Regions from separate parts of the Homo sapiens genome. Here region 1 is linked to region 2. A link is an interaction called in ENCODE POLR2A ChIA-PET data of the cell type or tissue named here. Cell type or tissue: HepG2. All regions are shown on one strand. Links, peaks and the distances in the headings refer to the core of each region. The heading gives the core; the rest is flanking DNA.

Region 1 (2,908 bases), core at 258-2,757, 130 kb before region 2:
GCTTTCTTCCCTACCCACTTGAAGCAGAAATTGGTGACCAGTTTTTCTCTCTGAGTCGTCCAGCTGGCACCAGAGAAATTCTGAGGCTGCTTCTTCAGACAGGGCCACCAGGATGTCTGGGCAGCATGGCAAATCTGATCCTTAGATCAGTTTGGAAAAGGTGGGGAAGACAGAGCCAGAAAAACTGGGCCAGATGCCTGGATTCCAATCATACCCAGGCCCTGCCCCCTCTGGTTCTGGCTGTGCTGTGCCTGTCTGGGTCCTGAGTCAAGTGACACCTGGTCCCTGCCCTCTGCCCTCAGGAAGGTCCCCATAGACCAGGGAAAACTCACAAATACAGCCATTGGGTAATGCCAGAGAATATGCATGCCAACTCCTAAGGCTGATGAGTTACTAAACACCAATAGCTACGGTGGGAAAGAGATGTCATTGTCACCATCTTAAAGATAAGGAAACAGAAGCTTAGAGAGCAATGTGCCCAGAGTCGTTCAGCCTAGGAGTGACTGAGGCAGGACAGAAGTCATAACTTGTCCAGCTGCAAGGCTTGAGTTTCCAGTCTAGCCCAGAAGATATCACCCTGCCCAGGTTGGGCTGCAACCTCACTCACCTTTGGGACAATAGGCTCTATCTGGAAGAGAAGGCTCTATTTTGAGCAATGAGGAGCCCATGCCAAGCACAGCCACCTGCCCCTGCAGAAATGAGTGGGGCTGGAAGCTTCATGGATTCTAGTTTTTAATGAATATCTCCCCTGAGCCCACACAAGCTTGTGACTGTTGGTCCCAAGGCATATTGTCCAACCTCCAAATGGAGCAGAGCAATGGTGAAGGAAGCCTGTCTGGTCAGCTCAGCCACTTCTGAGCTCTATAGCTTTGCACAGGCCTTTGCTCCTCACTGTGCCTAAGTTTCCTGCCATAAAACGGGGACATTGATACAAACCACACACACAATGAGGATGAAAAGAGATAATGGGTAAAATGACCTCACCTGCCAGGGAGTCCATGCTCAGAGAACTCTCATGCTCTTGGGTGGAATATTTCCTCAGAGACATAGAGCTTGGAGGTCAGGGACACGGGCCCTGCCACTGACCTGCTCTGTGACTCTGAGACAGTGGCTTCCACTCTCTGAGTTCAGATCCACACTGAACAGGCTGCTCTGACCTGTGCCCCTGGGCTGGGAAGGGAATTCTTCCTCCCCAGCTTGTCAGGGAACCCTTGGCCATGGCTGAGGGCAATCTGGCCCCAGTGCCCTGGCTTAATGGAACAGCAGGAAAAGGCAAACACAAAACCCAGACAGCAGCTGATCACGGAATCTGCTCTCCTTGACCCACAAGGATTTGTTGTGATCCAGCCAGCCTGTGACTCTGTCCACATGCTGCTCCTCTGCAGGGATGCTGCTGTTCACTCTTACTCTACTGAGACACACAGATGTCCTTGAATGAAATAATTCTCTCTCTCTGTCTCTCACACACACACAAACACACACACACACACACACACCCTAACTCTTCCTCCAGGCTCGCAAGTCAGCTGTCCAGAAAAACTGCCTTCAGCGGCCCCTTAGCCTGTGAGCTGCCCTCATTCCCCTTCACAGCCCTGAGTGAGGATGCGCAGCCTCCTTGGGCAGGAGGAGGCAGCTTCTGGGAGGTTGGGTCTCACAGCTCCAGTGCCCCCTGCTGGGCCTCTAGCCGGCTCAGGCAGTGACCCTGGGTAGGGAGCACCTCAGTGCTGCTCATAATTGCAGAGGATGGCCTCACCAGTCAGGGGGTCCTGGAGGGCCTGGGGGGGCTTGGTCTCTGACTGCCAGCAAAAGACGCTGGTCACATCTAGGCAGCAGGAGGCAAACACTGAGTCAGCTGACTTGCCTGACTTTAACCCTCAGGTTTTTTAAAAAAATTAAAATACAGGTGCAGGGGCTTGGGCTCGGGACTCCTGGACCCACGTGGGGCTGAGCGTGGATGGTGTTTGGTGTCCGGCTTCACTCCCAAACCGCACCCGGAGGGTTTGCGGGGCGGAGGGGCCTCAGGGCGACGGTTCCAGAACAGACCCAGGCTGCTCCGGTCAGCAGCAGCCCCGCCGCTCTCCCACCTAGCGGGGACCCCCAGCCCCGCCAGCCGCATCGCTCTGTCCCTCTCATGTCAGGCAAGCCAGTTCCGGACCGCGTGGCACCAGGAGCCGCCAGGAGCCGGGGCGACCCAGAGGTCTCCAGCGACCTGGCGTCCGGCGAGGACACAGCCCCCAGGAGGGGTTAGACCACGGGAGCCGGAGCCCGAGTCCCAGGGCCGCCGAGCCAGTTTAGAGTGGTCTCCAGGCCCTAGTGGGAAGGGGCTCCGCGCTTCTGGGCGTCCACAGGAGCTGCATGGCCCTGCCCGCTGACGCCCGGTCGGGACGCTCCACACCCTGTGTGGGGGCGGAGGGGACGCGGTGGGTGCGGCCTGGGCGCGGGTGGGCTAGAGCCTGGAGACCGCCGGGAGCCCGACTTCCTGGCGCTTTGCCCTTTGGGGAGCGGAGCCAAGGAACAGCGCCAACCTCTCTCCACAAGCCAGGGACCCTACGACCCACCGCCGCAGGTGAGCTCCGCCCGGGCGCCCCCTCCCCCACCACGCCTGGATCCCTGCCGGGCTCCCCGAGCCGAGACTGTGCCTTCTGCAACAGGGCTGTGCTCCAGGTGGGAGAAACATCCTTTGCTCCCTGCTTTGGGGTCCCTGGGCTCCTTGTAGGGTCTAGTAATGGTAAAACTTCTTACTCTGGCTGGAAAGGTAAAATTTTTCAGATCCCCTATGCTTCAGCTCAAAAAGCAGAGCTTATAGCTGTAATTGAGGTATTGGCTGCTTTTACTATGCCTATTAATGTGATTTCTGATTCTTCATACGTGGTTCATTCCACACAATTAATTGAAAATGCTCAGTTAC
Region 2 (2,908 bases), core at 93-2,592:
CATGGCTGAATACTGTGTTCTTTTATCAGTAGTTTACACAGCCAGACACCATGCAAAAGCAGTCTTCCCTTTAGAATGACTGATGGTATGCTAAGGTTTTTCATAGCATATCATTATTAAAGGTGAATACAAATAAATGAACTAATACTGATCTGCTGAAAGGCTGCCAGTGGCCAGTGAAGCCATTCTGGTTGGACCATTCTCCTATTTGATATGTTAGTCGCTTGTATTGTGGCTTTCACATGCAGTACTTAAATTGATGTGGTCATAGTGAATTTGTAAGAAATTAATGGCTTTCATATGTATATTTTGTTATTCATAATTAGTTCTACAGTTTTCTTAGCATTTTTCTTTTTCCCCCATCCAACAGGCTGTGTGGTTCCGGGTGCTGGTGCTGTGGAAGTGGCAATGGCAGAAGCCCTGAATAAATATAAGCTCAGTGTAAAGGGCAAGGCACAGCTTGGAGTCCAAGCATTTGCTGATGCGTTGCTCGTTATTCCCAAGGTGTGTATGCCTTAAACAGTCAATCTTCCAAAAGATTCAGCTGATCAAACCCTTTTGATAATGTAGGCTTTATTCATTCATAATACGGATTTTGGATAAACAGGATTGATCAGTTTTCTTCCTGACTCTGGAACATCCAAATGTATTTGGTTTCTCTGGGAGGCCTGAATAGCTGACGTTTCAGATGGCAAGAGAGAACCTGTAGCTTAATATTTGCAGTATTAGGGGTTATACTTGAGTACAAACTTGCTTTTTGTTTTGGTTTTAGCTAAACTGATATCATTGTTTTTTATTATATACTAATTTTGAAGTATAGCTTATGACTCGTGTATTGCTGCTGGGTTTGGGGTAGATGAGACAGTTGATCAGTAACTTGTGTCTGGTTATTCTCTGAAGGGAACATAAATGTTCTGTCTTCATGCAATGAGATTCTTTTTTTGTTTTGTTTTGCTTTTAAGAATTTTGAGAGTTTTGCTCTTGTTGTCCAGGCTGGAGTGCAATGGTGTGATCTCGGCCCACTGCAACCTCAGCCTCCCCAGTAGCTGGGATTACAGGCGCCTGCCACCACACCCGGCTAGGTTTCTTTTGTATTTGTAGTAGAGGTGGGGTTTCACCATGATGGCCAGACTGGTCTCATACTCCTGGCCTCAGGCGATCCACCTGGCTTGGCCTCCCAAAGTGCTGGGATTACAGGCGTGAGCCACTGCATCTGGCCGAGATTTTCTTTTGCTCTTTTTTTTTTTTTTTTTTTTTGAGATGCAGTCTCTTGTCGCCCAGGCTGGAGTGCAGTGGCATGATCTCGGCTCACGGCAACCTCCACCTCTCAGTTTCAAGCGATTCTCCGGCCTCAGCCTCCTGAGTAGCTGGGACTACAGGCACGTGTCACAATGCCCAGCTAATTTTTTGTATTTGTAGTAGAGACAGGGTTTCACCATGTTGGCCAGGATAGTCTCGATCTCTTGACCTTGTGATCCACCCGCCTCGGCCTCTCAGAGTGCTGGGATTACAGGTGTGAGCCACTATGCCCAGCCTTTTTTTTTTTTTTTTTTTTTTAAATATCAATTCTTCCTGTTTTCTCAGGAATTAAATTTGTTTACTTTAGGTTCTTGCTCAGAATTCTGGTTTTGACCTTCAGGAAACATTAGTTAAAATTTAAGCAGAACATTCAGAATCAGGTCAGCTCGTGGGTGTGGACCTGAACACAGGTAAGAGAATGCAACTGTTTGTAGAGGAAAAACTAGATGTAGTACATGTGAGTTGAAGCCAGGAAAGATTCAAAATGGGGACCAAAAAAAAAAATCTTTTGCTTTGCAATTTGACACCAGTACTATTAGGGAAGTCTGGGTTCTAAAATGGGATAAAATAGGATATTAATAAAAAATGGAATGACTAAGTATAATAATTAAGGGAGTAGAGTAGACTGAGTAATTTTGGTATAGTTTTGTTGGAGATGTTGAGTGGTGGTAGGTGGTTCAGATTAATGTTGAAGGATTTTCATATTGCATTTGCCTTAAACTCAGTTGTTTCTTTTTTTTTCTTTTTTTTTTTTTTTTTGAGACGGAGTCTTGCTCTGTTGCCCAGGCTGGAGTGCAGTGGCAAGATCTTGGCTCACTGCAACTGCTGCCTCCCAGGTTCACGCCATTCTCCTGCCTCAGCCTCCCGAGTAGCTGGGACTACAGGCACCTGCCACCACGCCTGGCTAATTTTTTGTATTTTTAGTTGAGATGGGGTTTCACCGTGTTAGCCAGGATGGTCTCGATCTCCTGACCTCGTGATCTGCCCGCCTCAGCCTCCCAAAATGCTGGGATTACAGGCGTGAAGCACCGCACCCGGCCACCTTACTCAGTTTTTAATCAAGTACTATGATAAGAAAATAGATTGGGTGATTATATTCATGGGTGAAAAACAGCTAAAGATAGCAAATAATGCCAGAAGAGGGGATCTAGAAATCTAATGAAATGGTGACAGCCCTGATCTTAGGCCCCTGTAACAAAACAACACAAATTAAGTACAAAGTAGGAGACAGATAACAGGTACATCCATGCAGTATGTGCAAGACCTATTGCTGTCAACATTATTATTTAATAAAAAAGATTTCTGGAATGAGGGAAATGATCAGTCCATTTTAGCCAGATTAGAGTTGCAGTGCTGTACTTTAGTATGGGTAAACAGAAATGTATCCAGAAGGAGAGAGGGGTGTTCAGGTCTTCTAAGTAGAAGTCAGACACTCCTCAAATATTGTGGACAGGGGTCATGGTTTAGAGTAGAAAATTGGGCTAACAGAGAAGCTTTGAATTCCCATAGTTAATACTGGAGGAAATGAGTCATCGGTGATAAGCAAAGCCACACACAGTATTGTTGGTTCTTATTGACTGAACTTACTTTGGTTGCCTTTTAGGTGAGC

The links. Peaks named below come from ENCODE experiments on the same cell type or tissue, not always from the same donor. Only the 100,000 strongest peaks of a DNase experiment are listed, where the experiment ranks them.
Region 1: POLR2A ChIA-PET joins it to region 2 with 6 read pairs; 1 of 35 experiments calls an interaction of 5 or more read pairs at or near these places.

What each region holds. Positions count from the first base shown.
Region 1 is chr7:64,945,292-64,948,199 of GRCh38, forward strand. No RefSeq gene overlaps it. Among named protein-coding and RNA genes, the nearest start is that of ZNF273, 43 kb to the left of the region's middle. In HepG2, for the core only: a CTCF peak has its summit at 1,667 (motif pointing left); a DNase peak (open chromatin) is centred at 1,660; H3K4me3 peaks cover 1,081 bases; H3K27me3 peaks cover 217 bases.
Region 2 is chr7:65,070,539-65,073,446 of GRCh38, forward strand. It overlaps SNORA15B-1 (small nucleolar RNA, H/ACA box 15B-1), which reads left to right; the gene lies at 1-134. It also overlaps the pseudogene CCT6P3. Among named protein-coding and RNA genes, the nearest start is that of SNORA15B-1, 1.5 kb to the left of the region's middle. In HepG2, for the core only: no CTCF peak of the experiment used is centred there; a DNase peak (open chromatin) is centred at 1,580.